Linked DNA regions of Homo sapiens: regions 1, 2, 3, 4 and 5 are each linked to region 6. A link is a contact called in ENCODE Hi-C data. All regions are on one chromosome and are shown on one strand. Each heading gives the region's core, a stretch centred on a gene start or an enhancer-like site at or near the end of the contact. The rest is flanking DNA. Distances are from core to core; before and after follow the strand shown.

What was found. Hi-C counts contacts between places; a loop is a spot of excess contacts on that map. Pooled maps may share reads with other maps.
Region 1: a pooled map shows a loop between it and region 6 (2.4-fold over the local background). The contact joins the enhancer-like site here to the promoter of SEC14L1 in region 6. A Hi-C loop is called at or near these places in 2 of 37 single-sample maps with no recorded cell type and 2 of 50 pooled maps.
Region 2: a loop to region 6 is called in a pooled map, with 2.9 times the contacts of the local background. The contact joins the promoter of C17orf99 here to the promoter of SEC14L1 in region 6. A Hi-C loop is called at or near these places in 2 of 37 single-sample maps with no recorded cell type and 4 of 50 pooled maps.
Region 3: a loop to region 6 is called in a pooled map, with 6 times the contacts of the local background. The contact joins the promoter of PGS1 here to the promoter of SEC14L1 in region 6. A Hi-C loop is called at or near these places in 3 of 37 single-sample maps with no recorded cell type and 7 of 50 pooled maps.
Region 4: a loop to region 6 is called in a pooled map, with 11 times the contacts of the local background. The contact joins the promoter of SOCS3-DT here to the promoter of SEC14L1 in region 6. A Hi-C loop is called at or near these places in 3 of 37 single-sample maps with no recorded cell type and 8 of 50 pooled maps.
Region 5: a loop to region 6 is called in a pooled map, with 2.9 times the contacts of the local background. The contact joins the enhancer-like site here to the promoter of SEC14L1 in region 6. A Hi-C loop is called at or near these places in 3 of 37 single-sample maps with no recorded cell type and 2 of 50 pooled maps.

The regions. Positions count from the first base shown.
Region 1 is chr17:78,704,573-78,708,677 of GRCh38, forward strand. It overlaps CYTH1 (cytohesin 1), which reads right to left. Exons shown (of 14, transcript NM_004762.6): 3 at 3,625-3,689. Among named protein-coding and RNA genes, the nearest start is that of SCAT1, 75 kb to the left of the region's middle. Within about 2 kb of position 1,804, at least 9 of the 41 ENCODE cell types and tissues checked have a DNase peak (open chromatin) inside an H3K27ac peak, as active enhancers do.
Region 2 is chr17:78,144,224-78,148,285 of GRCh38, forward strand. C17orf99 (chromosome 17 open reading frame 99) reads left to right here and starts at 2,162. Exons shown (of 5, transcript NM_001163075.2): 1 at 2,162-2,221; 2 at 2,656-2,688. The coding sequence starts at 2,185. RefSeq lists an enhancer at 3,185-3,404.
Region 3 is chr17:78,376,951-78,381,121 of GRCh38, forward strand. It overlaps PGS1 (phosphatidylglycerophosphate synthase 1), which reads left to right and starts at 1,699. Exons shown (of 10, transcript NM_024419.5): 1 at 1,699-1,858. The coding sequence starts at 1,716. RefSeq lists an enhancer at 1,588-2,549 and a silencer at 1,745-1,984.
Region 4 is chr17:78,357,628-78,361,697 of GRCh38, forward strand. SOCS3-DT (SOCS3 divergent transcript) reads left to right here and starts at 2,821. Exons shown (of 5, transcript NR_110847.1): 1 at 2,821-3,146. It overlaps SOCS3 (suppressor of cytokine signaling 3), which reads right to left and starts at 2,450. Exons shown (of 2, transcript NM_003955.5): 1 at 2,123-2,450; 2 at 1-1,556. The coding sequence starts at 1,468. The coding sequence ends at 791. RefSeq lists silencers at 1,562-1,801, 2,212-2,491, 2,502-2,811, 2,872-3,071, 3,302-3,351 and an enhancer at 1,806-2,454.
Region 5 is chr17:78,732,201-78,736,136 of GRCh38, forward strand. All of the region lies in intron 1 of CYTH1 (cytohesin 1), which reads right to left. Among named protein-coding and RNA genes, the nearest start is that of CYTH1, 48 kb to the right of the region's middle. RefSeq lists an enhancer at 1,627-1,686. Within about 2 kb of position 1,376, at least 10 of the 41 ENCODE cell types and tissues checked have a DNase peak (open chromatin) inside an H3K27ac peak, as active enhancers do.
Region 6 is chr17:77,139,434-77,143,328 of GRCh38, forward strand. It overlaps SEC14L1 (SEC14 like lipid binding 1), which reads left to right and starts at 1,536. Exons shown (of 17, transcript NM_001143998.2): 1 at 1,536-1,674; 2 at 3,213-3,317. It overlaps LOC105371901 (a long non-coding RNA gene), which reads right to left and starts at 2,006. Exons shown (of 5, transcript XR_934988.3): 1 at 1,923-2,006. RefSeq lists silencers at 820-1,029, 1,180-1,389, 1,400-1,849, 2,014-2,308.

The DNA.
Region 1 (4,105 bases), core at 554-3,053, 1.6 Mb after region 6:
TACAGTGGTGTGACTGTGGCTCACCGCAACCTTTAACTCCTGAGCTCAAGTGATCCTCCGGCCTCAGCCTCCTGAGTAACTAGGACTACAAGCAGATACTACCACAACTGGCTACTTTTTAAAATATTTTGTAGAGACAGAGTCTTGCTATGTAACCCAGGCTGGTCTTAAACTCCTGGCCTCAAGCAATCCTCCTACCTTGGCCTCCCAAAATGCTGGTATTATAGGCATGAGTCATCGCATCCAGGCTGTTTTGACCTTTTGAAAGGAACACCTGAAAACTGTGAGTAGTATCAGAACTTCCAGGTGTAAGATAATCTGGGCTCCCCTGTCAACAGCTGCCTTAGGAAACAAAGTCATGGGGGAAACACCATTTAATTTCAGCCAGAATGAAGGGTTATGACCAGGTATCTAGAAATTCCTATTTAACTAAAATGATTGTCTAATCATTTTTTTCTAAATCCAGGAAGATTACTTTGATCAGTATTTCCAAACAAATACCACAAGGAAGGCCTGTTTCATGGTTTCCAGTGTAAGTGGTGAGGCAGCGTCAGAGGTGCCCACAGAAGCAAGGGGTGAAACTCCTGGGAATGCTCAGCTTCCTGGGCCTCAGTCCAGTCCTCACCAAAGGCTTTCCTGCAGCCACCAGAACGCACACTCCCAGATATCCGCCAGTCACAGTCTGTGCCACATGACTGCCTGGGACACACACCAGAGATGGCTCCCTAATTTCATTAGCTAGCCAGCTCACTTCTCTATCTGCCCCACTTGGAGCCCCTATAGCTCTAGGCCTTAGGCAGCTACTTCTCTAAGTGGCTTTCCCCAGCCTACACAGGTCTGACACCCCAGTTAAGGTGTCCAAAGGAAAACAGCTTACTGCTACTGGATCGCCTTAGTTAACTGACGCGTATACATTTCAGAAAGTGAAATCCTGTACTACATGAGTATATTATTTCTGCTTGATTAAATAGTATTTAGGATCATTCCTACAAAATGCATCAGATCGTCGATGAGAAACATGAATTCTCTCCTATAAGAAAGTCCGAGCAAATGTAATGCCTGCTTGAGAAACAAATGCAGGGTGAGCCTGAGTACCCGTATGGATGGATCCTCAGGGATGTGCAGAATCACTTCCGTCTTGGCGCTTTCGATACCGGAAAACCATTTTAAGTTCCAGATTAAAAAATAATAATAACCTAAAGACTACTTCCTGACTCACAACTTCAGATGCAGTTCATGAGTTACAAGTCTTCCCAAATTCACTGGCTGAGTACTTTGGATGCACTCACGTTCCTGGTGTCTGCGTTTCCTTGCTGTTCTATGGTAACTGACAGAGAATTAATCAAGAGAAAAACAAAGGGCACACTGAATTCTGAATATGTGTGTGCAGACACCGGAATATACAGAAAGGAAACGTACCAAAATATGAATCCTGATTATCTCTGGGATAAGTGTTTATGAGAAATTTGTTTTTTATACTTTTCTGTATTTTACCAATTTTCTGCAGTAAAGGTGTATTACCTTTATAGTCAGAAAAAAGCCATTTTTTTTTACATTTTTAAGATCGAGGTAAAATTTACATTTAACAAAATGCACACACCTTAAGTGCACAGTTCAATTTGTTTTGATGAGTGCATATACCCTTGAAGCACCACTCAGATTAATACAGAATATTCCTGCCATCCCTGTAAGTTCCCTATGGCCCTTCCTAGTCAACCCCACCCCACCCCGCCCCAGCAACCACCTCGGAGGCAGCACTGTCATGATTTCGGCTAGCACACTAGCACAGCTTAGTTTGCATGTTCTAGATGCTCACGCATGGAAGCACACGGTGCCCACAGTTTCTTTCACTCATCACAATGTTCGTGAGATTCATCCGTGCTGCTGCACGCTAGCAGTTCATTCCTTCACACTGCTGAGTAATAGTCTATTACCTCGACCTGTTTATCCAGTCACCTGCTGGCAGCCATTCAGGGTATTTCCAGCTTTTGGTTATTTTATATAAGAATGCTATAGATATTCTTGTACAAGTCTTTGTATGGACATGTTTTCATTTCTCTTAAGTAACTAGGAGTTGAATTGCTGATGAAACTGCCAAACTTCTTTCCCAAATGGTTATATTATTTTATTCTCACTAGCACTTGCCAACATGAGGTACCATCAGTCTTTTTAATTCTAGCCATCATAGGGGATGTGAAGTACCGTTTCATGGTGGTTTTAAATTACATCCCCTACAACTAATGATGTTAAGCATTTTTCATGTGTCTACTACACATATGGCTTCTTTTGTAAAGTGTCCAAGTTTTTTGCCCATTTTCTTATTTGGGCTGCCTTTCTATCATATATTCTAGATACAAGTCCTTTTTCAGATATATTTGTTACAAATATTTACTTCTAATCTGTTGCCTGTTCATTTCTTTTAATAGTTTTTAATAGTTTTATCTTTTACAAAAGCGGAAGTTTTAAATTTTTATGAAGTCCAACGTATCCGTTTCATTTAAGCTACGAGTGTTTAAAATGGAAAGAGGGGAAACTAATCCAAAATACCAAATGGACAATACAGAGACTGGCCGTGGTGAGCTGGCTGCCTTCTGTGGAGGACTCAGCCTCACTATACCCTGAAGGCACTGCCCACAGGAGTCTAAAACAACAAATCAAACAGTCCTACGAAGCCAGACAGGAAGACTTAGGCTTAGAAAAATACAGACATGTAGTGAATTGGAAACAGCTCATTTATTGCATTAAGCAGTCAGAAAACGGTCTGGGAACCCCATTCAAAACTAAACTCTCAAAGTCACTAACATTTCATGAAAATAAAAGGAAAAAAAAAAGCAGAGTCCTTGTCCTTTTATACTATCATCGCATTTCTACATTTTCTTCCCTTAAGCATTAGGAAGGTGCAAATAAGCTCACGATTATCCTCAGACATGACTGGACACTCCAGCCCTTTGAAATCGTATCAGCAGCATTCATTAAGCTTTTCCTTTACACAAAGGAAAAACAGAAACTTTAAAATGCACACCGACAGTGGACAACAGAGGGGAGTAATTCACATAAAAATTTAGGAGCAGTTTAAGGCTTTCTGGGACCTTTGAAGTTCTCCAGTTCAATTTTTTTTTTTTTTTTTGAGACGGAGTCTCGCTCTGTCACCAGGCTGGAGTGCAGTGGCGCGATCTCAGCTCACTGCAACCTCCACCTCCCGGGTTCAAGCAATTCTCCTGCCTCAGCCTCCCGAGTAGCTGGGACTACAGGTGTGCACCACCACACCCGTCTAATTTTTGTATTTTGAGTAGAGACAGGGTTTCACCATGTTGGCCAGGATGGTCTCGATCTCTTGACCTCGTGATCCACCTGCCTCGGCCTCCCAAAGTGCTGGGATTACAGCCGTGAGCCACCGCGCCCGGCCTCCAGTTCAATTTTTTAAACACTGGAAGAAGCTCCTATGTTCAGGAGGCCTTGCGGTGAAGGATGGAAGGCAGACATTATGGGTGTGTATGTGCTTGCTAGAATTAGAAAGACACAAAGCTGACTTTTTCCTTCAATGTGCCACGTAAGCATAATTAAGGCCTGGGTGCTTTAAGGAATTACAACCACAGAAGCCACCTGGCAGCAGGGCAGACTCACCTTTCCTCTGTGGATCCCAGGTTTTCAATTTCATTAGCTACTTCTGCTATCTCATCCTTCAGCCTCTATAAAACAGACAGTCCAGAGTCAGCAGGAAAGGCAGATGCAGATCAAATTAAAACTTCTAAAATCTCACATAACTCCCTCCAACCAAAAACAAAATAAAGCAAAATGAAACAAAATATGACAAAAATGCAAAAAGTAAATTAGGAAAATTCATGTTTCAGAAATATTTATTGAGTGCCTACCAAACAGTAAGCATTCCAGAAAACACCAAGGTAGAAAAGAATACAGCCTCTGACCTCAAGGAGTTTACGGTCTAGGAAAGTTTATAAGCATATATGCTGTGTGAAAAACAAAACCTGGCTGCCTCATCACAATCTTTCAGAACAAGTCTGCAGCTTACTAAACACAAGCATGCCAGAAAATTCAGAGGACAAAGTCTCCTACCCAAAGCCCAGGCTGCAGAGCCTGCAGTAGC
Region 2 (4,062 bases), core at 912-3,411, 1.0 Mb after region 6:
TCAGCCAGACCGGTGCACAAGTGATTCCTGGGGGCGGAGGGGTGCAGGAGAGATGTTTGGGTCCCCCAAGGCCTGGGGAAAATGGCCCATGAGTCTGCCTTCGCTCTCTGACCCCAGCTTCCCCACAGACTGGGAAGAGGAAGAGCTCCTCATGAGCTGCCTTAACTCAAGGTTCCCCTGAACACCACCACGTGGAGAAAAAGAGTGAGTTTCCCTGGCCTCCAGGCAAGAGGCTGCCAGCAGCCCAGGGCCTGGGCAGCCAGCCAGCTCCCCAGTGACCTCTGGCTCCCTTCAGTCTTCAGTTCCCTTCCCCACCCGCCTTCAGCAGAAGTGAGAACAGACTTTGGGAAGGGAAGGGAGTTTTACTAAGAAACTAAGAGAAAATGCTCTTGCTCCCCAGCTGGGAGAAACCGAAAACAGAGAGGCCGGTGGGTGCACAGGAGGCAGCCTCCATCCCCGGGACCATGGGTAGCAAGGTGCAGAAACGGACTCATGCCAGCTGGGAGAGGGGGCCACCGAGGGGTCAACAGAGCCAGTCTGCAGTGACCTCCAGGACACCTGCACCTGCCTCCCCACCATCCTTCTGGCCACTCCCTGGTCAGCAGGGCCACTCCCTCAGACCAGCTTCCCAACACACCCAGGCCTCCGGTGCAGCAAGTGCCTGGGAAAGGCTGAGAGGAGAGCTGGGCCGGGGCTGTGAGTGGCCTCCCTTGGTCAGGTGTTCACTCCTGGACGGTGCCCAGGGGCAGAGAGTGTGATTGACCGGTCAGGAGCCACAGGTGGCAGCAGCTCCCACAGGAGGCAATGGTCACCTGGTGGCAGGGGACATATTCCTGAAGGAGGCAGCCAGAAAAGGCATTCCCCACACAAAGTGTGGGAAACTGAGCCGGGCCAGAAAGTGACAGGCTGGTCCAGCAGCCCCAGGCTGAGCTTGGGCACAAAGCCGGGTGCAGTGGCCCACAGCGGAGCTGGCAGGGCCCCAGCCTCAATCCCTTGCGCCCTTACATCTCTCTGTGTTCCGGGGAATGCCTGGCCCCAGCCCTGGCCTCGGGGCTCTGGGAGGCCCTGCTCACCCCCACCCTCCCTGCATGTGCAGGAGGCTCTGTGGCTGAACTCTGCACACACACTGCCTGCGATGCAGCTGGGTCTGCTGCTGGCCAAGGCCAGCACTGGGGCCAGTTCCCTGGGGAATGACCATCCATGTGACCTCCCACCACCCTCAGTGGGGCCTGAGGGACTTCTGAAGGGCGGTGCTTGGGCACACCACGCTCCGGGACCCAGGACTCCAGGACCCATCACACTCCAGGACCAGGGGCCTCGTCGGTCTGGGGTTTCATTCTGGGGCTGGGTGCAGCCTTGGCCTCCCGGCTGTGAACCATCATGGGTGGGGCTGCCTTTTCTCAGCCCAGCAGGTCCCCAGCTGCTTGGAAAGGCCCCAGTGATTACATGAGGGTCACCTGGGTCATGTAGGACGGGCTCCTCCTCTCAAAATGAGAAGACTCACAGCCTTCATTCCCCTTGCCGCGTAGCATGGTGCTCACGGGCTCCAGAAGTTACAGCGTGGACATCTTTTTTTTTTTTTTTTTTTTTGAGATGGAATCTCACTCTGTTGCCCAGGCTGGAGTGCAGTAGCGTGATCTTGGCTCACTGCAACCTCCGCCTCCTGGGTTCAAGCAATTCTCCTGCCTCAGTCTCCCGAGTAGCTGGGATTACAGGCGCACGCCACCACGCCCGGCTGATTTTTAGTAGAGATGGAGTTTCGCCATGTTGGCCAGGCTGGTCTCGAACTCCTGACCTCAGGTGATCCGCCCATCCAGGCCTCCCAAAGTGCTGGGATTACAGGTGTGAGCCACTGTGCCCCGCGGAGCATGGACACCTTCTGCCCACCACGTGAGCCCGGGATCCTGCGGCTCAGAGGTGACTGCTGAGTCTAAGCCCTGGTCTGGCTTCAAGGTCCAAACTCCTTCCACTTCTCTGGGGATTGAGGGGGAGTTTGCTGTACCGGGCCTGCCGGGGCTCTCTGGGCCCCGCCCTGGTAGCTGAGGCCCTGGGGTGCTGCGGCCTCCAGGTTATCTCCCCACTGCAGGCACCCACCCAGGGAGCATCCCAGGGGCCTCAGGGTGGGGGAGGCCAGGAACTAGGAGGTTCTCACTGCCCGAGCAGAGGCCCTACACCCACCGAGGCATGGGGCTCCCTGGGCTGTTCTGCTTGGCCGTGCTGGGTGAGTCCACCAGGGACGTGATGGTGGGGCTGCTGCTGGGGCCTTGAGGTCTTGGGCTCAGGTGGGGGTACTGGGAGCACAGGAGAGATGAGGCCTGAAGGAAGGGCACCTCTGGAAACATGGACAGAGAGGGAAAGATCTGGGCTTGAGTCTCGGACCAGCCCCTAAACTTGCTGTATATGTGGTCCAGGGATTTCTGCACCATTCTGGGCTCACTACTTACCCATCTGCGAAATGGGCGGATGAGAGGCGATGTTGTGGGGGGAGGGGCGCAAAAGAGCTTTTGTGAGTGATGGTGCCAGCTGAGTCCTGGGGCCTCACTACCAAGAATCAGCCTGCTCCTCCCTCCTGGCTTCAGCAGGTGGGTCTCGAGGCTGTCTCTGGTCTCCCCTCCACACCAGGCCCTCTCCTTATCGCCCTTACCTCTCTTACAGCTGCCAGCAGCTTCTCCAAGGCACGGGAGGAAGGTAAGTGGCATAGCCTGCTGCAGGGAGAAGTCCCCCAGCTGGGACCCTGGTGTCAGAACCCCCATGGTGGAGGGCGCCTCGGCTGGGAAGGGAGTTACTAGTGGGGAGGTGTGTGCTGGAGGATGGCTGGACAGTTCTGGAACACTCTCTTCACCCTGCAGGGCCCTAGGAGTGATGGAGATGGGCAGGCCAAGCAGGCCAGTGTGGGGACCTCCGGGGCACACAGGCAGGGAAGTTGCTCAGCTTCCAGCCTTTGGCTGGGCTGTTTGGAGGGAAGATTCCCTGGGCAGGTGCATCCTCATCACTCTGCCCCAGGTCCCTGATCGGGAGCAGAAGCCCCCCCTGAGACCCTCACAGCTCTGCCCGGTGGGCGAGGCCCCGTGGAGGGCTGGGGAATTCTGGTGGGGCCTGGGAGGTTGGGATTCTCTGACCAGGAGGAGGGCCGTGAGAGGATGGTGAAGTTAAGGCTCCCCCAGGGGCCTGACATACACGAGGCTGCCTTCCTTATAGAGGCAGGTGGGGAGTGGAGAGTGTCTGGGACCCAGCTGGGTACAGGACCAGGGAGGAGGGGACGCTGGGGAAGGTCCCTGACAGCCCCTAGCCTGGCCTGCTTCCTCATCTTTGCCTGCTCCATCTTTCTGCCTGCACTTTCTTGCCCCATCCTTCCCTCCCCTCCCCTCATGTCCATTAAGGTGAGGATGGACAGTCACCTCCCTATATTGTCCCAACTAACCCTTGCCCCTTGTTGCTAGGCCATCAGGTTACAGAGCAGGGCCTTCCCCCTCTATTTTGCTAAAGGGCAGGTACAGGGTAATGATGACGCCATTCTCACTTGAATGAGGCCCAGGTTGAACCATTATTTCCTCATTTGCTTTAAAAACGGATACATTGTTGGTGTGGCTGCTAAAAAGAGAGCAGGCAGCTGGGGCTCCGGGAAGTACCTGTGCAGGGCAGTTCCGCCTCCCCCTCTTGGCTGGCTCCCGACTTCTCTGATTCTTGCCAACCAAGTCCTGCTAACTAAACTCCTAAGAGACTGACTGATAAATCATTTATTCATTCAACAAATACTTGAGCACCTGTTTGGTTGCAGGCACAATTCCAGGCCCTGAGAATGTGGCAAGGCACTGAAACAAACCCCTCCTGTATCTTACATTCTAGTGGGGGTTGGGGGGACAGATGATAATAAAAATAAGAACATTCAGTGGCTTATGCCTGTTATCCCGCACTTTGGGAGGCTGTAGCCAAAGGATCAGTTGAGCCCAGGAGTTCAAGACCAGCCTGACCGACACAGTGAGACCCCCATCTCTTAAAAAAAAAAAAAGAAAATGGCTCGATCTCAGCTTACTGCAACCTCTGCCTCCTGGGGTCAAGGGA
Region 3 (4,171 bases), core at 449-2,948, 1.2 Mb after region 6:
ATGCCACAAAGTTTTCCATTTTAAAATTAGCTGCAAAAAGTGTTCTTGGGCCGGGCGCGGTGGCTCACGCCTGTAATCCCAGCACTTTGGAAGGCCGAGTTGGGTGGATCACTTGAGGTCAGGAGTTTGAGACCAGCCTGGCCAACACGGTGAAACCCTGTCTCTACTAAAAATACAAAAATTAGCCAGGCGTGGTGGCGCACGCCTGTAATCCCAGCTATTCCGGAGGCTGAGACAGGAAAATCTCTTGATCCCAGGAGGCAGAGGTTGCAGTGAGCCAAGATTGCGCCATTGCACTCCAGCCTGGGTGACAAGAGTGAAACCCTGCCTCAAAAAAAAAAAAAAAAAAAAAGTGTTCTTGGTGTATGAGGATGTGCTCCGTCAGCTTTTTGGGCATAGAACTGTGTGTTGCCAGGGGCCAGTGATATCTGTGTACTTGGGCATATCAGGAGGGTGGAAGACTGTTCATCTCACACAGATTTGCTTAGGCTGTTCTGTGCCATGGAGCTGCAGCCTCTGGGGCTAACAGGGTGAAAAATGATTCCTCTCTCAGTCTGGTGGGGATTTTCCGTGGTTCTGTGCACCTTAGTGAGTCAGCGTTAACCAGGTTACAAGACTTTGTACAAGAACAGACTTTGTTCAAGTTTAACACCTTAGGGGTGTTGTACAAGTCTAAAGAACACCCTATCAATTAGAGCCTCAAACAGTAATTCCCTCACTTATCAGTGAGAAGTCCTTTTTTTTTTTTTTTTTTTTTTTTTTTGACGGAGTTTTGCTCTTGTTGCCCAGGCTGGAGTACAGTGGTTCGATCTTGGCTCACTGCAACCTCCACCTCCTGGGTTCAAGCGATTATCCTGCCTCAGCCTCCTGAGTAGTTTGGGATTACAGGCATGGGCCACTGCGCCCAGCTAATTTTTTGCATTTTTAGTAGAGACGGGGTTTCATCAGGTTGGCCAGGCTGGTCTCGAACTCCTGACTTCAGGTGATCCACCCGCCTCTGCCTCCCAGAGTGCAGGGATTACAGGCGTGAGCCACTGCGCCGGCCGAGGAGTCAATCTTGACAGCCAGTGGTCAGGCTCGGTGGCTCATGTCTGTAATGGCAACACTTTGGGAGGCTGAGGCTGGATGATCTCTTGAGCCCAGGAGCTCGAGACCGGCCTGGGCAACGTAGTGAGACCCCCATCTCGACAAAAAAGTAAAGAATTAGCCGGGCATGGTGGCACACGCACTTTGGTGGTCCCAGCACTTTGGGAGTGGTCCCAGCACTTTGAGAGGATCCCCTGAGGCCGGGAGGTCGAGGCTGCAATGCGCCAAGATCGCGCCACTGCACTCCAGCCTGGGACACAGACCGAGACTCTGTCTCAAAACAAACAAACAAAAGCTTTTTTGACAGCTGGTGAGTTGGAGCCAAGCGTGACGGTGCTAGAGCCCCTGCGCCGCATCCTTTCCTCCGCGACCTGTGACGAGTGACTGCAGGAATGCAGGCCACCTGGCGCCCTTACGGATTTAACGGGCCGGCTTCCGACCCCCTCCTGCGGCGCGACCACTGTTCCTCGCCTGTGTCCCCCAGAGGGGAAACTGAGGCTTGGGGGCGGTGCAGCGCCGCCCTCCCCGAGCCAGGGGTTCCGCGCCTGCGCGCCTGAGCCGTGTCCGCGCTCGCCTTTGTCAATAAAGTTCGCGCCCGCCGGGAGCGGAAGCGGAAGCGGCGAGTCTCCATGGCGGTGGCGGCGGCAGCTGCGGCGGGACCCGTGTTCTGGAGGCGACTGCTGGGCCTCCTGCCTGGCCGCCCAGGGCTGGCCGCGCTCCTGGGACGCCTGTCCGACCGCCTCGGCAGGAACCGGGACCGCCAGCGCAGGAGGTGAGAGGGGCGGCCGGGATGAGAGTGCAGCCCTCGCGGCTGCAGCCCGGCCCCCCGGCGCTCAAACTCCCGGCCCCAGCGTCCTGGGCATCCGCAGCGAGTCCCTCCCCGGTTTCCGGGCCCATTTCTGCCTCCCGGGGCTCGGCGCCTGACCTATGTGCTTCTTCACTGGCCTTCTTGAGGGAGGGTGGGCGGCTCGTGCTCCATTATCGGCCGGGTCCAGCCGGCGGGCCTCCTGCGCAGCCCGGCCAGTCCTTGCTCCCCGTCTACACCGTGCTTGTTGGCGAGCCCCGGCCACCGTGCACTTACACGTTAAAAGAGGGACTGTGTGTGCGTTCAGGGAGCTTCGGTCAAGCTCCAGAGGCTGTTTATATCATGGTTTCGGCCCCAGGATGTGAGTGTCGGAGAGTTCAGAGGGGTCTTTTCCTTAGGTAAGCCTGGCTGTGAGTGAATCACCGTTGCTGGGATTTTGTGTATAGAGCGTTTCTCACATCCTGCCAGAAAAAGCTGTGAAGCAATCCTTAGTAACACTCAGGCATGGGAAGAGGAGCCACTCGAAACACTTTTTACACATTTCAAAGGGCCTGTGTTCTGGAAAAGTACTGAAGTTATGTAAATGATGAAGTAGGCTTTGGAGCAATTTGTTCAGGCAGTGGTCTTTTAAAATAAACATTTGCCAAGAACATGCTGACCTGAGGCTTGCTAATATTAAAAAAAAGGGGATAAATAATTCTTGGCCGGGTGTGGTGGCTCACGCCTGTAATTCCAGCACTTTGGGAGGCCGAGGCAGGTGGATCACCTGAGGTCAGGAGTTTAAGACCAGCCTGACCAACATGGTGAAACCGTCTCTACTAAAAATACAAAATTAGCTGGGCATGGTGGTGCATGGCTGTAATCCCAGCTACTTGGGAGGCTGACCCTGAGGCAGGAGAATCGCTTGAACCCAGGAGGTGGAGTTTGCAGTGAGCCAAGATTGCCTCATTGCACTCCAGCCTAGGCAACAAGAGCAAAACTCTGTTTCAAAAAAAAAAAATTCTCTTGTGTGCAAATAGTTTTCTTTTCTTTTCTTTTTTTTTTGAGACGGAGTTTCACTCGTTGCCCAGACTGGAGTGCAATGGCGCAATCTTGGCTCACCTCAATCTCCACCTTCCAGGTTCAAGCGATTCTCCTGCCTCAGCCTCCCGAGTAGCTGGGATTACAGACATAAGCCACCACACCCGGCTAATTTTGTATTTTTAGTAGAGACAGGGTTTTTCCATGTTGGTCAGGCTGGTCTCTAACTCCCAGCCTCAGTTGATCCACCTGCCTCGGCCTCCCAAAGTGCTGGGATTACAGGCGTGAGCCACCGTGCCCGGCTGCAAATAGGTTTCTTAATTGAGTCTTACACTTGATCTTTAAAAAAAAAAATCTTAGAACTGCTTCCTTTAGTTGAGGTTGCATTGTGTTAGATTTTCTATCTGTACGTGTACTCCTCGGGTGAGATTTGACCTCCTGGGGTCAGACATCTAGTACAGAGATCTGGGGTCCAGTCATGTGTACTGATTCTAGGTACAGAAAAGAGCTTGCTTCATGGTGATCTATGGTGGAAGATTTTCATCGAAAACTCAAGTTTGATTTAGGGGAATTTTTAGGTGATAGAATCAGGGCAGGATGGCGCTCTTGGAAACCTGCTAGGTTTCACGTTGGTGAACCCAGCAGGACTGGGGCTGTAAAAGAAATGGCCTCTGCATTTTTTGCATTTTCATTTTTTCAGTGTTTAACAAAAGACCTGCTCATCTCTGGGTGACGAAGTCAGATGACTTCTACGTCCTGGCATCAAACCACTGAGATTTGGTTTACAGTTTCAAAAAAATGTTCTACCCTTGAAGACAAGATTTAGGTGACTTTGTCATTTCCCTCTATATGTTTAAACTATATGAAAAACACTTCATTATAAATCATTGTTCAACATTGGAATTGATTACTAAAGGATGTTGGGGCAGTTGACACAAATATTTTAAAAAAGAAATCTCTCATGAGTGTGCTTTTTTTCTTTTTCTTTTTCTTTTTTTTTTTGAGACAGAGTCTTGTTCTGTCACTCAGGCTGGAGTGCAGTGGTCTGATCTCGGCTCAGTGCAACCTCTACCTCGTGGGTTCAAGTGATTCTCCTGCCTCAGCCTCCAGAGTAGCTGGGTCTACAGACACATGCCACCACGTCCGGCTAATTTTTGTATCTTTAGTAGAGACAGGGTTTCACCATGTTGGCCAGGCTGGCCTCGATCTCCTGACCTTGTAACCTGCCCACCTCGGCCTCCCACAGTGCTGGGATTACAG
Region 4 (4,070 bases), core at 1,571-4,070, 1.2 Mb after region 6:
CTCCTCCATCCTCCCGCTCCATCCACCCAGGTACAGGAAGGTATAGTATGAGTAGGAAAAGGAGACCAGCTGACCAGCCCATCCATCCCCTCCAAATGTTGCTTCCCCCTTAAAACGGAGGAAGGGCCCTGGGCTCTCAGGCACCAGGTAGACTTTGGAACCTGTGTTTTCGGTGACTGTCCCGGAGGAGAGGATGTGGGGTACCAGGATGGTTCCCTTCAGGTCACCCCAAGCCCTTCTCCCCGGAGCCAGGGAGAGGAGCATGTCACCAGGATCCTCGCCTGGGGTGGGCGGGGGGTGTGACCATTTCCTTCGCCAGCCCGCAGCCCTGGGGCCCTCAGGACCTCTCTCTCTTCCACCTTTCCCAGGCTCCACAACCAGCTCAGGTTTAAACCAAATCAAAGAGCAAACAAGTTCCGTTGGAAAGTTTGAAGATTCCCTGGCAGTTCTCATTAGTTCAGCATTCCCGAAGTGTCCCCTGTTTGGAGGCAGAGGGGAAGCTGAGGAATTGAAGGAGAATCCACTTGTGGTTGCTATCGTCCCACCAGGACAGCTGGCTCCTCCGGAGAAGCTGGAGACTCAGGTGGTACTCCCCCTTCCCTCCAACACATTCCAGGTCCGCCTGCCACATTCTGCAGGGAGAGGGCAGAGGGAGGGGCCTGTCCGCCCTCTTTCCCCCCAGAGCTACAGGACTCTCTCCTGGTTGGCTTCTTGTGCTTGTGCCATGTGCCACGGAGGAGAGGGGCCTGCGTCCCCTCTCCCGACCCATGCCCTTTGCGCCCTTTACCCCTTAAAGCGGGGCATCGTACTGGTCCAGGAACTCCCGAATGGGCCCCGGCAGCTGGGTGACTTTCTCATAGGAGTCCAGGTGGCCGTTGACGGTCTTCCGACAGAGATGCTGAAGAGTGGCCACGTTGGAGGAGAGGGGCCGGCTCAACACCAGGGGGATCTTCTCGCCCCCGGAGTAGATGTAATAGGCTCTTCTGGGGGGACTCCCAGGGAGTGGCTGGGCAGACGGCTGCTCGGGCACCTCGGAGGAGGGTTCAGTAGGTGGCGAGGGGAAGGAGGGGGCTCCAGGGGGCGGCATGTAGTGGTGCACCAGCTTGAGCACGCAGTCGAAGCGGGGCACGGGCTGCGTGCTCCGGGGATCGCTCTGCAGAGAGAAGCTGCCCCCCTCACACTGGATGCGCAGGTTCTTGGTCCCAGACTGGGTCTTGACGCTGAGCGTGAAGAAGTGGCGCTGGTCCGAGCTGTCGCGGATCAGAAAGGTGCCGGCGGGCTCGGCACTGAGCAGCAGGTTCGCCTCGCCGCCGGTCACTGCGCTCCAGTAGAAGCCGCTCTCCTGCAGCTTGCGCACTGCGTTCACCACCAGCTGGTACTCGCTCTTGGAGCTGAAGGTCTTGAGGCGCAGGCTGGTGTCCAGGGGGCGGCTCATCCCGGCGGCGGGAAACTTGCTGTGGGTGACCATGGCGCACGGAGCCAGCGTGGATCTGCGCGGCGGCGGCTGCAGCTGCTTCGCGGCCTCCGCACAGCGGCCGCTACCGCATCCCGGGGGGCTGCGGAGAGGAAGGCGCGAGCGCGTTGAGTGCCCGGAACCCTCCAGCGCGCCCGGCCCGCCCCGGCTCCCCTGCCTTCGCCGAGCGACTGGGGCACCCACTGCCCCGGGGGCCCTCTCCTGGGCCCGCGCTCCGATCCAGGCGCCTCACGGAGCCCGCACGGCTCCCGCCCCTGCCGGCAGGGTGGCCCCGGGCAGCCCCTTCCCAGGCGCGCACTGCAAGGGCGCAGCGTGGGAAACTCGCGCGCGGAAGTTAGGTCTCCAGGAGTGTGGCCGGGTGGGGAGCAGGAGAAGGGCCCCCGGGACTGCCTGGGCGCCGCTCAGTCCAGTAGCCCCGGGCGGTGTGGACGGAGGGAGAAACCCGAGGCACGGGGGTAGGGAGGGGACAGGAGAAGCCCGAAGGCCCCAGCCGGAGTATTCCGGGAACCTGGGATCTCCGGCTTCCATCCGCTCTGCCCCTACCTCGTCACCTCCCTGCCGGGAATGACCCGGGAAGGGGAGGGGAAACCGGGAAAAGCTCCCGGGACTGAGCGAGACCCCTCCCCACGCCGCGCTCCTCCTTCCTACCTGGTCCCGAATCGAAGTCTCCGTCCTTGGGGCTGAGCCCCCTCGGGTCCCCAAGGCGACGCGGCGGCGAGACGGCCAGCGGTGGCCCGCGCTGCGCCCAGATGTTGGCGGCCGTGAAGTCCACAAAGGAGCCTTCGCGCGCGCGTCCCTCGAGCTTCCCCTGGGCGCCCGCCCTGCCCCCTGCGCACCCCCGGACCAACCGGGAGGGGACCAGGAGAGGGACCGCGGCAAGGGGCCGCGGCGGGAGCTGGGCCGGGCGGGCGGCTGGCGGCTGGCTGCGTGCGGGGCCGAAGCGGCAGCAGCGGAGCAGGGAGTCCAAGTCGGAGCCGCCGCGGAGGCCGCGCTCGCGGGTATATAGGCGGCCGCCGCGCCCCGCCCCCCGATTCCTGGAACTGCGCGGCCGGCCTTCTTGTAATGTTTAGTCACTACTCGCAGCAGAGAAAGGCTGAGCGCGGAGGGTGAGGGAGGGGCCGCGGGCGCCGAGGGCGGGCCGCGAGCAGGGGCAGGGACCGGGAGGGACGCGCGCGGAGACAAAGCGCGACGAGAGGCGGCCGAGGCGGCCGGTGGGCGCGGCGCCAGCCCCGGCGGCGCGTTCCTGGCAGCGGCCCCTCCCCGCCGCGCGCTCCGCCCCCAACTTCTCATTCACACTTTCCCCCCACCCCCCTCCCTTCTAAGAAGGCTGATTTCTGGCAGAGGCGGGGGCGCCGCTTCGGGAGAGCGGGCAGTTCTAGGAGGCCGACCTGGAGAGCCTCCCGGTTCCCCTTCCCCTTTTCCCGGACCCCGCGGGGACACCCCCTCGCCGCCACCCGGGCCTCCCCGAGGGCCCAACTGCGGGTCAGGCGGCCCGGGCCAGCCGAAAGGGAAGTGGGGCTACCCCACAGCCAGGCAGCGGGGCTGGGGTCAGACCCGGGAGCCGGAGGTTGGAGACGTGCGACAGTCACCTGCGGGCAGATTCCAGAGGGGAGACCCAGGGCTGCAGGGGACGCCCCTTCGTGGCAGCTACCCAGCCTCGGCCCACTGCCAGGTTCTTTGCCAACCCTGACGCGAGTGTGGAGCCCCCCTCCCCTCCCCTATGAAAACGCTTTCATGCACTGGGGTCTGCAAACCTGGTTGGTCCGGTGTGGGTTGGGCCAGGTGCTCTCGGCCGGGCTGGAGAGCTCGAGGTGGAACGATGGCCCCAACCTACGGCCCGCGTCCGCCAGAGGGCGCCCTGGGGTCTCCTAGGGGAGGGCAGTTTGGTGCTGCGCGGCCCAGGCCTTGGAATAGGCACGCCAGGGATCTGCGGGAATGGCTGTCTCCGGAGCTGGAAAGGTGGCCGAGAAGGGGGCATTCACACCCCAGGCTGGGGTCAGACCTGGGAATAAAATTCTAGCAGGAGAGAATTTCCGGAAAGCAGTTTTCCGGGGTTCAGGCTACTGCCAGATGGCCCACACCCCCTGGAATGTGACCCCCTGCCTCTCTTGGGGTGGGGGAGGACTTGATCACTGGCGGGGAGGGGGTAGAGGGGAGGAGAGGAAGTGATTGAGGTGAAAGATTGGTTTGCTGCTGGTCACGTTGGCACTGACGTAGATAGTTTGGGCTTGGAGACCCGGGGCCAGCCTTATGAAGGATGGCAAGTTTTGTCATCTTGTCCCCAAATGGGCTGTGTGGTGCTGGGGACACCCGAGAGCTGCCTCAGTGGCATTTAGATTTTCACCTCTCGGGATGCAGACGCTGTGGGCCTGGGGCCCTGCGCTCTTCCTAGATACCAGGATAATGAGGTGCTGAAAGGGAAGGAAGAGACTGCCGCCAGGGACAGGGAGCTTGGGATGCCAGAACCCAGAACTGGCCCTTTTGCCGGCCCTGGAATTGATAGGTGCGCACTGCCTTTGCCACTGTATCCTCAGTCCGTGCCATCACCTCTCCCCAGCATGTGCTGGGGACTCAGTGAGATTTGGACAAGACACAC
Region 5 (3,936 bases), core at 126-2,625, 1.6 Mb after region 6:
TGCCTTTTCTCTCCACCGATACTGACATCTTAGAAAATTCCACCTGTTGCCTTCCACATCCCTCCTGTCTAATCAGACTTTGGGTCTTGATCCCCCACAGCCAGTCCTGTGCTTTCATATTCCATAATGAAGAGAAAACTTGGGAGGCTACACAAAGACTCAGATAATGGATAAGGGTCAGCTTTCTTCAGAGGGGCAGAATCCAAGCCCTTGTTTCTATTCACCTTCATTAAGAAGAAAGGGCAGTTCTAATCCTCTGTGTAATACCGTGAGCATTCATCTCTGGTGTACTCAACAGGAAAGCCTATAAAATTCAAACCAGAGTGAATCCTCTTCAAAACTTGTCACAGCAGATGGTGATACAGGTTTCTTGCTATGATGTGTGCTTTGTACAATGCCAAACATGCTCCTGCTTAAAAATAAAGATGTAACCATTTCTGATTCTGCAAAATACAAAATCCATAAGGAAGGGAGTGAGAAATATCTAGGGGGATATGAATTGATAGTTACAGCACCTCAGGTCTTCCTGCAAACACCACAACCTGAGCAACTTGTCCAACTAGAGACTACCACAATCACATGGCACGCATTAAAACATGGGATAACCACCGGGCGCGGTGGCTCCCGCCTGTAATCCCAGCACTGTGGGAGGCCAAGACAGGTAGATCACGAGGTCAAGAGATAGAGGCCATCCTGGCCAACATGGTGAAACCCTGTCTCTACTAAAAATACAAAAATTAGCCGGGCGTGGTGGTACGTTCCTGTAGTCCCAGCTACTCGGGAGCCTGAGGCAGGAGAATCACTTGAACCCGGGAGGCAGAAGTTGCAGTGAGCCAAGATCACGCCCAGCCTGGCAACAGAGTGAGACTCCATCTCAAAAAAAAAAAAAAAAAAAAAAAAAAAAAAGGATAACATGGAAAGTTCACGTCAAGGACAGCATTTTAGAAGCAATCTGAAAATCCAGTGTCCCACTGAGGAAGCCTATACTTCATTCTATTTGGCATATTTTCCTACAAATAATACTAGTTTATACACACATGCTATCTTACAGCTTAAAATGTTTTCTCATTTCCACTTTTTTAAATTTTCCAACAAAGCTCAACTGTAACTCTGCATATTTCCTGACAATGAACTATACACTGTTCTCATCAGTTTACAGGTAAGATAAAGACTCAATGAGTACAAATAATCTACCTCGGGTACACTACCAATAGAGCCCAATTCACATTCCGGTCACCGGCTGCATCCTCAGCTCTTTTTTTTTTCTCTTACTGAAATACACAGATTCACTTCAGCTCAGCGTTTACTGAGCATCTGCCATAGGCGCAGCCTGTGCTTGGAGCTGGGATTTAAACAGCTCCAGTCCCTGGCCTGCACAGAAAGTGAAGGCCAGTGGGGACAGGCATGTAAGCCCGTAGCAGCAGCACACCCGGCCACAGCGGCCAAGTGCAGCAAGTACTCACAGAATTCCAGGCGATGCCAAGAGGCTTCAGAGGGGCCAACCTGTGAGCCAGAACTTGAAGGACCAACGGATTCCCCAGATGGACAAGAACAGAATGGTGTATACCAAGCAAGATAAAGTGTATGGAAGTGACAGAGGCCAGCAACAATGGGCACACCACAGGGCAAGGCCCAGGACACAGCAGGGCTGAACTGGCACCCTGAAGGGGGCTTAGTGTCTGCCTGTGAAGGGCCTCAGGTCCCACACCAAAGATTTTGGAATCTATCCCAAAGAGATGCCAAAGAGAGAGTTCAAAGGCAAATCAAGGCCGGGCACAGTGGTTCACGCCTGTAATCCCAGCACTTTGGGAGGCCAAGGTGGGTGGATCACATGAGGTCAGGAGTTCAACACAAGCCTGGCCAACATGGTGAAACCTCGTCTCTGCAAAAAATACAAAAATTAGCCGGGTGTGGTGGCATGCACCTGCAGTCCCAGCTACTCAGGAGGCTGAGGCAGGAGAATCGCTTGAACCCAGGAGGCAGAGGTTGCAGTGAGCCAAGATTGCACTCCAGCCTCGGCAACAGAGCGAGACTCTGTCTCAAAAAAAAAAAGGCAAATCAAGGGGGACTGACATTAACAAGATTAAATAGCTAAAAATAATAATAACTTATGGCAGTTAAGAAAATAGTGCCCAATTAATTAAACTGGTTAATTCTCACTAACACACATATACAGAATGAAAACTGACGAATGTATGTACCAATGTACCAATGTACCAGGTAAAAAAAAGCTTTTTTTTTTTTTTTTTTTTTTTTTAGAGACAAAGTCTCACTCTGTCACCCAGGCTGGAGTGCAGTGGTACGATTTCGGCTCAACGCAACCTCAGCCTCCTGGGTTCAAGCTATTCTCCTGCCTCAGCCTCCAAGTAGCTGGGATTACGGGCTCCTGCCACCACACCCGGCTAATTTTTGTATTTTTAGTAGAGACAGGGTTTCACCATGTTGGCTAGGTTGGTCTGGAACTCCTGACCTCAGGTGATCCGCCTGCCTGGGCCTCCCAAAGTGCTGGGATTATCAGTGTGAGCCATCGCGCCCAGCCAGAAAGCAATATTTTTAACCTAAAAATTGTGGGTTTGAGATTAATGCAGCAGAAGAGTCTGACTTCCTTAAAGAATATTTTCAAAAACCCCCACATACCCTTTCTTAGGCGTGTTCTTTAGGGCGTAAGTCTAGTTAAAAGCAGCTCTATGGAAAGCATAACTGACTCTTAACTTCTGCCCTCCCCTGGGATCTCAGGGACCTGCCAGAGGAAACTCCATTTGTCCCCCTCCTTTTACACCTACCTAAATGCCACTCTGTCTCTCACGGCAATGTCTAAGGGCATCTATTTTAGCAGTGGTTTAAAGGGCAACACTGCCTTCAGTCCCAGGTGACAACACAAGGAAATACCATGGGAGGGGGTAAGGGAAGCGAAGAAGCACCAGTTCTTTAAGGTTACTTGGTCAAAGCAAAGCTGTTCAGTAATTCTACCTCTAAGCTCCCGGCCCCTAACCTCATGCCCCACCCCCATCACTCCCACTGTTGATTAGGGTAGTTCATGTTGACTTTTGAAGCCTCCAGGATAAAAAGTGACTATTACACAGCACCTCCGGTGGGTCTGAAGCTAGGCTCACCCGGAAGGACCAGAAGCAAGTAAGCGTGAGGGACCATGGCCAGGCCCGGCTCACTCCTGCTGTCCCAGCATAGTCACTAGTGTCCTCTTCCACTCTCAAAAGTGTTCCCTTTGGAACTAGATCTTGGCTAGTGTGGACTCACCTTTCAGTTAGAAAAGCACCAAGCAGGCAGTTCAGCCCTGGCCTGGCACGTCCCCTCACTACTGACCCCTCTTCAGATACAGAAGTATCGTTATGGACACCTGTGCATGCTTCCCTCCCAGCGTCCCCCACGCGTGCTGCAGCTTTCAGTGTCGCCCGTGGACACTGTCCAGGATCATTTGCACTTAGAGGTGGGGCTTTCAAATGTGCTTTATAGTGAACCAGAGTGGGAAAAGCCTAAAGAGGACACCCAAGTTTTATTACAACTTTCACAAAATCCACTTGAAACATAGCCAGATATTTATTCCAAACTTAAAAATATCACACATTACCAGCTACAACCCAGTACGCATTTTACTATTTTGTCTTGCAGCATTACAACACCACCATCTGATAAGGTGCCACAATAAAATACAATAAAACACACACACATCCACAAACACAACTCCTGTGTTGACCCAGGGCTTTAAGACACAGCTCTTCAGCAGAATCTCTTGGGATTTAGAAGGCACAGCTTGTCATCCCATTACTCATAGCTCCACTGTTTACAGTACAGGTGTGGAGCAGATAAAGGAAGTTCTACAGACCCTGCCCTCCCAGGCTTCAAACAGTCCTCACCTAACAACCAAAGGGAGAAGACCACATCGTCTTTTCCCTTAGACACATTTTATTTAACAAAACA
Region 6 (3,895 bases), core at 286-2,785:
ACTGTTGGGATTACAGGCGTGAGCCACCGCAACGGCGTTAAAGCGTCTTTTGAAGGTGGATGTGATTTTTTTTTTTTTTTTTGGGACGGAGTCTCGCTCTGTCGACCAGGCTGGGGTGCAGTGGCGCGATCTCGGCTCACTGCAAGCTCTGCCTCCAGGGTTCACGCCATTCTCCTGCCTCAGACTCCCAAGTAGCTGGGACTACAGGCGCCCGCCACCACGCCCGGCTAATCTGTTGTATTTTTAGTAGAGACAGGGATTTCACCGTGTTAGCCAGGATGGTCTCGATCTCCTGACCTCGTGATCCGCCCACCTCGGCCTCCCAAAGTGCTGAGATTACAGGCGTGAGCCACCGCGCCCGGCCGGTGGATGTGATTTCTACAAACAAGCAAAAGCCAGTCAGACTGAATGTAGTGAATAATGTAGGTGACCCAGCTGGAAGATGATGGTTTGACGTGGAACACAAGGGGTGATGAGGCCATGAATGATTTGCTTGTGTGTCTGGTAAACTGGCTTTGATGGAAATTCCTAAACAGGTCCAAAAACGTTCTGTCCAATGGCAGCATGAAATGTACAGCCACTCAGGGTGACTAATGTGAACGGAACAACAGTGACTTTGACAGTGAAATTGCATGTTGGTTATAAAACCAGCTTTGCTGTGTGGGTGGGCATGCGAGGTGCCCCTTTCTAGTCATGAGCTCCTCTTAAGGACCCCAAAATGTCTCAGTGGTACCGGATTGAAAATTGGGGCTGGACGGTGCTCTCCTGCTGAAATTCGGGAGCTACTTAGCAGCCCCACCTTGGCACCCTCGTTTCCGAGGGGCAGGCCCTGGGCGCGCGTCTCAGTTTCAAGCCCGCGGCCCGACACTAGAGCCGTCTGGATGTGTTGACAAGGATGCCGCTGGGCTCCACCCGGGCTCACCCGGGCCCTCCCGAGCCCTGGGCCGCGCAGCACCGGCGTCCGCCTCCTCCCCATTACTCGGCGAGAATGCGGTCGGGGCACTGGCGCGAGCAGCCTGGTGCTCCTGAACAGTCAACAAGAAATGAGGAAGCACGGGGGCAGCCGCCAGGGCGACCAGAGGCAGGCCTCAGAGCAGCAGCCATACGGGAGGGCCCCGGTGGTTTTGACCTCCCGCAAACTTCCCTTTTCCCGCTCAGCCGAACCCCTCCCCTGCACGCCGGCAGCCCCTTGGGGCTTCACTCCGCCTCCGCCCGCTACTCGCGAAGCCCAGCCCGGCCCCGCCCCCAACAAGTGACGCAAAACTGGGAGGGGCCACGAGGACCTCGGGCACATCCAGCAGTGCGACGGGGCCGGCGCCTTCTCCGAGCTCCTCCCACGCTCGCGGGTCGGAGCTCGCGCCTGCGCAGTTCGGGCCCCGGGTGTCCTCCCCCCTCCCCTTTCTTAGCAACCATCGCCCGCTCCCGCCCCCGCTCCCTCGGCCGCGGCCGCGCACGCGCGCCCCTCCCGGCGCCCGGCCCCGCCCACCCCGTCACCCGTAACAACCACAAGTGCCGTCGCCGCGCCCCTTCCCCCTCCCGCCTCCCCGGCCCCCTCCCCGGAACCGGCGGTCGAGCTACGGTCGCGGAGCAGTGGAACCGAGACTGCCCCGCGGAGCCGCCGGTATGAGCGCCCCTCGCCACCCCGTGTCCCAGGCCCGGCCTTTCTGACAAGAGGTAGGCGCGTCGTCGCGGCGGGTCCGAGTGCGCCCTCGCCCCGGTCCCGGTCTCCGTGGAGTCCGGCGCCTCTCGGGCGGGCCCCCCGGAACTCCCGGCCGCCCGCTTGCTGAGCCTGTCCCTCCCCAGCCCCGGCTGCCATCGGCCCGGCACCCGAAACGGGCCGTGCCCCCGCCCCCCTGCTCGCCCTCCGCCCCCCTGCTCGCCCCTCGCCGCCCCTCGCCCCCCTCCCCCGCCCCCACCCCCACCTCGCCAGGCTTCCAGTTCCCGGGAGCCGCTTTTTGCTGAGAGCGGAGTTTCGGGTCCGGAGCCAGTGCCCGCCCCTCTCTCCCGTCGGTCGGGGCTTTGGCCCCGTGGGGCTCAGCCGCGCGGGACCCCTGCTGAGCAGCCCCGGGCGCCGGCCGCCCCTCGAGCCTGCTCGGGATGCGTTCAGTGGGTCTGGCCTTTGGCTCCTGTTTAAACAGCGATTGTCATGCAATGGAGGCCGTCCGGCTCCTGGATGCCACTTGGTCGTTGTCACTCCGGATGCCCGCGTAGGGCGTTTATCTGGACCAGAGCATCGGCAGCTGAGACCTGGCTGTGGTTCACAAGCTCGTGAATTAGCAGGTTCTTAAGTGAGTGTAGCCAGTTCTGCCAGGCGGTGGAATCCTGAATGGATGTTACCGTTTCTTAAACGAGCATTACGCTTTTTTGCTTCTTCCCCCAACTCTTGTTTGTACCCGGTTATCGTCCTCATATCTGGGAGAGTACCCTAAAATTAATATTCCCAATTAAATTTTTAAAAGATGATTGGATTCCCACTGTGCACCAACACTGTAAGGTTTGCAAAAGAAAAAGAACGTGGTCCCAGCACATCAGGATGTGTCAGTCGCATAATCAAGATGAATATTAGAAAAGCTTCAAGTTGAGTTTGGAGAACTTGGGAGTTTGGCTCTCATTCTCATGGTTTTAGAGGTGGAAGTCTTTCAAGATCATCTCCCCGAAAACCTCATTTTACAGAGATGAAACTGAGTCCTAGGGAAGTCAAATGGCTTACTCGTGGTCACCCAGAGTCATTCCTTAGCCGTTTTCACACTGTCAGATGGCGATGTTTTCCACCATGACCTCTCCTCTGAGAGGTATGCCAGACATACCAGAGAAAGTTCCAAACCTGTTTAAACCTTAGTACTATAGATGGGAATTCTATACCAGGCGCCGTGACTCATGACTATAATCCTAGCACTTTGGGAGGCTGAAGTGGGCAGATCCCTTGAGCCCAGGAGTTTGAGACCAGCCTGGGCAACATGGGGAAACCTTCTACAAAAAATATATATGGTGGTGCGTGCCTGTGGTCCCAGCTACTTGGGAGGCTGAGGCAGGAGGATCACTTGAGCTTAGAAGGTGGAGGCTGCAGTGAGTGGAGATTGTGCCACTGTGTTCCACCTTGGGCAACAGAGAGACACCCTGTCTCAAAAAAAAAAAAAAAAAAAAAGGAATCTTGGAAGTTTCTGAAATAAAATACATCTTGGTAATTTGTCTCTCTCTTTTTTTTTTAACAGCTAGACTTCGGGCTCCTTGAGGATATTCAGTTTTGTATGTTTGAATATCCTCTCACCATGTTCAGCATAAAGTACCATTCTTAATGATTATCCTCAACAAGACAGGTAGGCTCATTCGATTTTTCTTTCTCACTTTAAATAGGGGAGACAGAGGACTGGCAAGTCCAGGTGTGTTTTTAGAGCAATCCGTGTAGGCTGGCGCTAGAGAATGATTATGCACCCATAAGGAGGGCTCCTTGACTGTGAATTAGGTGTGAACATTTAACCGATTACTTACGGATATTAGCTATCTGAGGCTAGAGATTTCAGTGGAGCCTGTTTAGCCAGAATACTTGGCATCTCTGCCACTCGAAGACAGGTCGCCAAAGCTGTAGTGTACACAGTTAGAAAATAGGAATTGACACGTTTCCTTTGAAGCTAGCTTTTGAGGAGTATTCCATAGTTTGAGATACAGTAGTATTTTTTTCCAGTTTTATTTTTGTTTTCCCAGAGCTAATATCTTAACACGAGATCATTTTTATTTGGCTTCTAGTAGAAGTTGTTTAAGAGAAAATGATCCAAGCATTAATTATATTGGTTATTAGAATAATAGAATCATAACAGTTCATTGCTGGAAAGGACTCAGGTCAGGTCATGTAATGAATGCAGAGTCCCAGTAAGCCAATGAGAGGATTGGACCCCTC